Linked DNA regions of Homo sapiens: regions 1 and 3 are each linked to region 2. The links are chromatin contacts, found by Hi-C or POLR2A ChIA-PET in ENCODE. All regions are on one chromosome and are shown on one strand. Each heading gives the region's core, a stretch centred on a gene start or an enhancer-like site at or near the end of the contact. The rest is flanking DNA. Distances are from core to core; before and after follow the strand shown.

Evidence for each region. A loop is a pair of places that touch in the nucleus more often than their neighbours do. ChIA-PET counts read pairs that join two places held with the same protein, here RNA polymerase II (POLR2A). Pooled maps may share reads with other maps.
Region 1: a map of PC-9 shows a loop between it and region 2 (2.5-fold over the local background). The contact joins two enhancer-like sites. A Hi-C loop is called at or near these places in 1 of 168 maps with a recorded cell type or tissue (PC-9) and 1 of 50 pooled maps.
Region 3: a map of PC-9 shows a loop between it and region 2 (3-fold over the local background). The contact joins two enhancer-like sites. A Hi-C loop is called at or near these places in 3 of 168 maps with a recorded cell type or tissue (PC-9, endothelial cell of hepatic sinusoid and heart right ventricle) and 5 of 50 pooled maps. POLR2A ChIA-PET finds 5 or more read pairs at or near these places in 1 of 52 experiments (activated T-cell).

What each region holds. Positions count from the first base shown.
Region 1 is chr2:102,504,057-102,506,756 of GRCh38, reverse strand. SLC9A4 (solute carrier family 9 member A4) reads right to left here. Exons shown (of 12, transcript NM_001011552.4): 4 at 1,286-1,503. Among named protein-coding and RNA genes, the nearest start is that of SLC9A4, 32 kb to the right of the region's middle. Within about 2 kb of position 1,301, at least 2 of the 41 ENCODE cell types and tissues checked have a DNase peak (open chromatin) inside an H3K27ac peak, as active enhancers do.
Region 2 is chr2:102,540,152-102,542,851 of GRCh38, reverse strand. No RefSeq gene overlaps it. Among named protein-coding and RNA genes, the nearest start is that of SLC9A4, 68 kb to the right of the region's middle. Within about 2 kb of position 1,396, at least 2 of the 41 ENCODE cell types and tissues checked have a DNase peak (open chromatin) inside an H3K27ac peak, as active enhancers do; they include PC-9, where a contact is called at or near this core.
Region 3 is chr2:102,584,958-102,587,657 of GRCh38, reverse strand. No RefSeq gene overlaps it. Among named protein-coding and RNA genes, the nearest start is that of SLC9A2, 33 kb to the left of the region's middle. Within about 2 kb of position 1,402, at least 2 of the 41 ENCODE cell types and tissues checked have a DNase peak (open chromatin) inside an H3K27ac peak, as active enhancers do; they include PC-9, where a contact is called at or near this core.

The DNA of each region.
Region 1 (2,700 bases), core at 52-2,551, 36 kb after region 2:
CTCGGCTAAAGCTCTGTAATTTTACTTCTCTTGGCATTAGCTCTACTCCCCTGTAGATTCCCAGAGTCCCAGAGTATTAGAACTGAAAGGGAACTAAGAAATTTGTTCAAATCCATCATTCTGTGGTTGAGGGAGACGATTTTGAGTAGTTACATGTCTGTCCAAGATCAAACAGCTAGTTTGTAATAAGGCCGGTGATAATGATTTAAGATAATAAACTTGTATCACAGCTTCCTCTATTCTCCCCCAAGGAGCCCAACAAACATATATATTCAGAGTTACTTATAGATATTTTAATATTTCTGTATTCCTGTTAATCTCCTCTAGAGCCTAAAACCCATCCTAAATGAATTTGGAATTAATATGTTCAAGATAGGTTATCAGCCATTTCACCTAATTTCTCTTTGAGTAATTGGCTTGAAAATATTGGTCAAAGTCATTTAACATAACGCTTCAAATATTAGTCAAGTCACTTAAAAATAGATTTGCTTTTAATCAAAAGGCAACACATATATTGTAGTTCAGTGCTTAATGTTCTTTTCTAGCTCCTGAAACATAAATGTACAAGATAAATCATCAGCCACTAGTTCTCATTTTAAAAGATTAGTTACATTTTACAGGTGTGATGCCAGTTACACTCTAAAGTTGTTCTTACTAATTAATACGAAGCTCTTTTAAAAATATTCACTTTCTGATTTGTTTGTTTGCTATACATCACACATTCATGCACTCAACCCTCAAATGAAACCACCTATACTATTTAGGGGGATGTTTTCTATCAGTATTTGTCTTCCATAGAATACAATTTGTGAGATCTCACTTATCCTATAGTGAAAGTGTAAATAAATGCCCACAGTTTATAATCCATATCTGATTTAAGGTGCAAGAGGATACAAATCTGCAAAGAAGTGAAGAGCAAGGGATATGTTGGTCTTAGGAACCAAAAACATTGGTGCAACTCCAAATAAAAAGTAACAAACATGTATTTTTCCATTGACTGAATTATATTTAAATAGGTAGATGTGAAACTTCTTTCTTCAATTAAAAAAAAGTACTCCTTGCCCCAGCCTTGCTTCAATGCAGAACCTTATCAACCACTAATTACTTTGAGCTGACTGAGGGAACAAACAGAAAAGATTCCTGCTCACGACCAGGTTCCTAGTCTACCCTAACCGGTAAAACCAGTTAGCATCTACTCAGTCCTCCAGTTTTAACATTGCGGAAGGGAATAAGAGAACTGAAAATGCAGCAGGACCGGAGACTCTGGAGCCCTGCCGTCTCTTACTGATGGCTCTCCAGATTTGGCAGAAGGCCAGGGTGAAGCAGATGAAGGCCCAGTTCCACTCGTGATTCTTGCCCACAGTGGACACACCCATGAAGATGAAGATCAAGGTCTCGCTGACGCTGCTCAGCATCTTCATGAAGTACTTGATGGTCGTGTATGATGTCTGGGACACGTTTTCTTCCACGTACTTTTTCATTGTTACTGCGCAGGCTGTGATTCTATAAAAGGAGCAGAGTCTCAGAGAAAATCCATGAGGTTTTCCCCCTCCACAAAACGCCCTCCCCACAGGCAATGCCACAGATGCATGAAGCCCGTGTTGATGCAGGAATATCTCCCTTATTCCCTTCTGTGGCTGCAGATTTTCCGCAGATTTTCTTTCTCCCTCTTTTCCCTCCCTAAGAGATCTTTACAAGGTAAAGGTGAATGTGGTGGGAAGGTGGGCGTGGCACGGTGAAATAAAAGGACACGTAATTCGCATGGGCACACCCAATGCAGAATGCTTCCCTCTTGCCCTCTTCATGAAGAGTTTGTCAGTCCCAACTCACACTCTCTGCGTTACTCTGCCTTAAACCAAAATAACAGAATAATTCTTCAAGGTTCTCATTTCCTCCAATCCAACCATAAATGATCAAAACTTCTAAGACAATGCAAGGTTCTTTTTTATTGGCTTTATTTCAAATATTTCTGTTCTAGAGCCATTAAGCAAGTATGGGAAAGAGAAAGAAACTTGCCTTGTCTTAGAAGTTTTGATCATTTTCCAGGTGGGAAAGTGACAGATGCCTAGAGTTTACACTATCACATTTAATTGAAAGAGGTATTTCTCTACAATAAAATTAAATGTATCTGCCTGAATAGCTGGAAAGAAAGATAATGCCGTACAGAAAACAACATCATCAGATATAATAAGCCAAGCTGAGAAGCCTCATTCAAAGATAAACATCTCAAGGATACAAGGACATAAGGATAAGCATTTCAAAAATATTTTCATTAGAGCAAGGAAATGTAGATTTCTAGTCTTATCCCATCTGTCTAGTTTCATCACACACTGAAGAGCCATGGCTGTGTGATGTGGTTTGAGGGGCACAGCAGAAGGCAGAGCCCAGGAATGTCAGTCCCTCGTGCATGCCTCTCTTCAACTTTAAAATTAACTTTTCCACTTTGGGAGGCCAAGGCGGGCAGATCACGAGGTCAGGAGATCGAGACCATCTTGGCTAACATGGTGAAACCCCGTCGCCACTAAAAATACAAAAAATTAGCCGGGCGTGGTGGCCAGTACCTGTAGTCCCAGCTACTCAGGAGGCTGAGGCAGGAGAATGGAGTGAACCCGGGAGGCGGAGCTTGCAGTGAGCCGAGATCGTGCCACTGCACTCCAGCCTGGGCGACAGAGCGAGACTCTGTCTCAAAACAAACAAACA
Region 2 (2,700 bases), core at 147-2,646:
GAGTTGAATATAATCTTTGACAAGTGTTCATCTTCTATTTGAGAGTCATGATTTTATCTTTTTTAAAAAATATATTTTCACAGGATCTAGACAGTCTGACTCCATAGCCCACACGTGCCAAAGATTCTTTGCTTGACCAAACATTAGGCAGAGGCTGAACCTTCTCCAAGGCCCGTTTGTGTACTTCCTTATAAAATCTGTTTTAGAAAAGAACCCTTCTAAGTCAGTTTAGCAAGAAACACCACCCCCAGCCCCATCATGTCTGATTACCCTCAATATCTCATTGGGGTCTTTTCCTCCACCATCCCCCAGGTGATGACTGATTACCCTGGCCTGTCTTCAGCAAGAGTACTGTTAGGTTGGTTTGGCCAGAATCCCCCTTACCCCTGATGTTTCCTCTTAGTAATTTCCCATTCAATTACTCCCACTCTGCCAGTGCTGTAATCAGAGTGGACTCAATCTCTGTTTCTCACTGCAAAATCTCATTACAGTGGTCTCTATATCTATCTTGATTCTCCCAAATGAAGTCTTCCTTACTGTGCCTTAACAAGTGTAATTGAATAATTTTTTCTTTAACACACCTTTAACTACAAAACTATCTAAAACCATCAATATGGTAATACTAACATTTACTGTGCACTAAACTATGTGTCAAACACTCTGCTAATGCTTGGAAGGGTTAAGCAAATTGTCTGAGTAAGGTTTTACAAAACGGCAAAACAGCATTCAAATTCAGGTCTGTTTTACTCCTGTACTCCAGCTCTTAACCACTTGTATTTCCTCTTTAAGTTCTTTCATAGGCACAAAAATGTTTCTGGTTGCTCAAGACAGAAAGAGGGCTCCATACTCCAGAGTTTATAAACTCTTGACCTCATCCAAGTCTCACAACCACTTCATGAGTTAGATGGAGTAGATGTCGTTATCCCCAGTTCAGTGACATGGAACCGACTTCTTTGGTCAATATCACACAACTGCTAAGTAATAGAGCTAATACTCCACCCCACATCTGCTGATTCAGAAATATTGCCTTGTTGAAGGAAGAGGCTATAGGGTTGTCCCCAGACAGGTGAGGCTAATGCCTATTGGAAAGACATCTACTGCAAGGTAAACTACATTTACTGTAATCCTGGAGATAGTTCAGAAGTCTGGAAGAACTGACCCTGTAGTGCTAAACCAAGGTTTAACCATTGCTCTAAGGTATTTAGATCTTAGGACTAAACAGGACACATTAATGAAGCAACATTTTCCCAGAGCTTTCTTTATGTCTGGCATCCAAAGCATTTATAGTCTTATAGAGAACACTGGACAGGACTCTAAGCCTTGCAAATAATTTATCAAATGTAAAATTATCTTCCTGTGTATGGAAGTTTCCTGAGCCTCCCTTAAATACCAAAAAGGCTTAGTGTTGTGATTTAATCACGATAGTACCTTTTCTCCTCCAATAAATTCACCCTACTTCCTCAAGTCATTATGAAACTAAACCTCTTGTGAGGTACCCCAAAATGTCTTATTTTCTGTTCATTCTGCCTGGAAGAATTTAATTGCCAAATTCACCATAGATGTAGTTTACTTTTCAAATTTTCATTTTCATTCTTATAATATTTGTCCAAATGTTTTGTTTTGTTTTTTTTTTTACCAGAGAGCTGCCTGAAACTGCATGTGTTGTGGAGTGAAAGTGCAGACATTCCAGCTGTATTGTCTAAAATCAGAACTTGAAATTCAGCTCCAGGGATGTGGGTGGGGTAGGGCAAGCATTGTTTGCTAAACCCTGTGTTGGGCTGGTCTGTACTGCCCGGCTCTGTGTGACTTTCCATGGGCGTGTCCTTGGGTGAGGACCTGTCCTTTTGTCCTCTCCTTTTAAGAATATCCTTTTTTGGAGGACAAAACATTTATCCTCCTTTCTGACTGGTTGTTTTTTTAACTTCATTTAGAACTTTAGTGATATCCTCCCACCACCCGCCCTCCCCGAAACCTCATCTACACGACCCCTTTTAAAGATGGCACAGTTAGATAATAGAGCTGCCTCCTGAACCAGGTCCAGGACAAGCACAAACTCAAAACAAGGGCCGCCTTCACGGGTGAAAGAGTACACCAGTGAAACCCAGGGTCGGAGTTTCACTCACTCTTAGTTACCCAGAAAAATTGCTGTAAGAAAACAAAATAAATGAAACACTATGGGTCCTTCTTTCCTTTTAGACTGGCTCAGGGCCATGGTGCTAGGCGACCCCTTATTTTAAAAGTTTCTAACTGGCCCAATTTCTAGTATTTTCACTAGTTCAAAGATAAAATCCAATGAAAAAAAATATTGAATAAAAATAATTTAATTCAAGCATAACTCATAGCCTCACTTCACTATATTTGTCCAAAGACGCAGACTCCTGAATGAATGATTTGGTCACACCCTCTGTGAGCATGAATTAGCACTTCAGCATCAGGTAAAATGGAAAGGAACCTTGGAGCTGTGGCAGCAGCAGTCAAACAAGACCTAAATTTTACCTGGTTTGGTAAAGTAACCTTTAAAATTCAAATGATGGTGGCAAAAAGCATATTCTTTTTTTCAGTGTATTCTCTACAACAGTTATGAGGGTAACTACAGCTTAGTGGATAGAGTTAGTGACATTGGAGTCAGACTGCTCTAAATGATACTGCCATTTACTAGCTGTATGTCCTTTGTGATAACTTAACTGAGACTCAGTTTCC
Region 3 (2,700 bases), core at 153-2,652, 45 kb before region 2:
ATTGGAATTACAGGCATGAGCCACTGCGCCCGGCCCTTTTTAGCTTTTTTAAATGTACAATTTAATTATTACTGATTAAAGTCACCCTGTTGTGCTATCAAATACTCGATCGTATTCTTTCCATTGTTTTTGTATCCATTAACCATCGCTACTTCCCCCTCTCCCTCACTATCCTTCCCAGACTCTGGTAACCATCATTCTACTCTCTCCCCAGGTGAGTGATTCTTCTACCCACAATGAAGGTTGAGAATCATTAAGATAAAATGTTAGTGTAACAAGTAAGTATTATTTTAAGTGTGATTACCCTTAATCCCGAGAAAATATTTCATATGTCCAAATGTCCAGAAAAAAACTTTTTAAATCTTTCTACTTGTCCAATTGCTTCAATTGAAAGCCTCGAAAAAAAAGCAATTTAAAATCATGTGGCAAATCTAAGATGGCATAATCTCATATTTCTTTCAACTTTGGTTAAAGATACATTCTAGACTGTTGAGAGAATGCTTTCTAGTGTTTAGTTTGGACTTAAAGTAACCACTCTGAGTTAGTTCAAGTTCAGCCAAAATACTAGTTTAGACCAATTTTTGTTTTAGTTTGAATTTGTATGCTAATCTGTGCATTTCCTTTTAGGAAGGCTGTCCTTAGTATGAGAGGGAAGTCCCTCTTTCCCCAAAAAACCCTTTTAAGCCACTTTCCTGCCTGAAATTCACTTTTCTCAAACTTGGCTCAGATGCTGGTGTTCTGAGACATCTAACATACCAAAATGGAACGTGCTTGTTCTGAATTTTCCTACGAACATATTTTGATAAGCGGAGGTTGGTGTTGAGGCCTGGAGGTGGGCAGGGGCAAGCAGAGGAACAACAGGCCAGATCCTTTCGATGACCTTGGCCACTTCGTTATTTCCGCAGGACCAGCTCTGATGTTTTACCACTGCATTTCCCCAAACGAAAGAGAATAGCCATTTGAAGATAATGGCTGGGCACTCCCAAAATCGTAGCTGCTGGAGCTAAAGAAATCACTCACTCAAAACCTAGCTGTTTGTCTAAAAGGAACAGAGGCAAAGTTGTTGCAATGTACCCAGATAATAGATCAAACCAGGGAAAAATGATTAGTCCATAAAAGGCTTTTGGCCCTGACTGTATTTGCTATAGAGAAAAGAAAGGAGTTCTATTTCAGCTACCCTGTACCTCCTTCCTGAGCTAATTAAGGGTCACTCCGGGATCTTCAGAGTTTTCTTTGGTGGCTTCAGAGGAGAAAGATAGGAGGTGGCTTTGAACAAACAGGAACCTCACCCAGAAAGTCAATCTCATATTTCAACCTCAGTTCTTTTGCCAGCTAAAGCACCCGCATAGAGCTGGGAGTGGTCCATTGTGCCAGGGAATTCACCCTTAGGGAAAGACAAAACCTCAACAAGCAAAGACTAACAAAAGAATCTCAGAAACAAGGAGTCACACTGGCTTTCAGGGAGAAACACGCTCTGACTCCTCATTCCTTATCATTGAAGATAATAAGACCAAACATCAGGAGCTGGATCCAAAGGTGGACGGGTACAGTGTGTACTTAGGGATAAAACTTGGCCTTCCCCAGTTGTAGCCAGGGGTCGTCTGTAGTCTCTTGAAAAGCTTCTGATGACTTCCGAAGCCTTCCCTGCCTCTCTCCTAGCTTCCCTGTCTCTCTCCAACCTCACAGTGCTCATCCATCTGGCAACTCTTTTCATGGTCTTTGGGTGTCACCTAGTGATTCTGTCCTGCCACCCCCAGGCCTGAAGGCATCTTCGAGGAGGTTTGAAAAAAAGCCAAATGGAAAGGCAAACAAGCAGAAAGCTTAGCAAAGAGATTAGTTCACATTAAATAATGTGTGTTTTGCAGGGCTGCCTTGTGCATGGGAAAGCATTGTGGAGGTTTACTTTGGTTTTTAAAAGTTAATCATAAATGTATTATTATTATTATCTAGCAAATTTTAACAATCACCTTTAAAAGGGCCTTTGGCTAATGTTCTATCTACTTTACAAACAGGAAAACTCCTCTTAACACCTCAAACCGATATTTTAAGGTTAATATACATACGTTTAGGTTAAAACCTCCATAATTAAAAAAAAAACTCTTAAAATTTTGATGAATCAAACTTATAATTATTCAGAAATTTGAATTATCTTAAGCTTTTCATTGATATTTTTAATTTTACTAAGATGTCTACTTAAAAATCATGAGTCTTTCAATTGCTTAAAAATATACTTCAAATTGGAATTATGAGGCCAATCTGTTGTTTCTATCAAGTTAAAATTTTGAGTTATACATATATATGTAAAGAATCATGCACAGATTTCTTATTTCAAAGATATTAATACCATACATTTGATTCTCTCAAATATTTTCTATATTTAGTTTTAAGTCTTTCTGCCATTGAAAGATATTTTCCCATTAAGTAAACAATTATTGCATTCTACACCACTTGATGATTATTGTCCTGTGCAGTTTTAGGGGACAGCTTCTCAACTTGGCAAGTGTCTTAATAACCAGAGATTTCAGGCAGGACATGACTGATGTTTGGTTTGAGTCAAATGGGCTATATCGCACCTATTTGTGTTGGCTAAGTCAATTACTCCAATACTCATAGGAGGTCATCAGGTAGTCCAATCTCAGAATTAATTATACAATGACTAATTACATGGGAAAGACCTCCAGAAGTTATACAATAACCCAG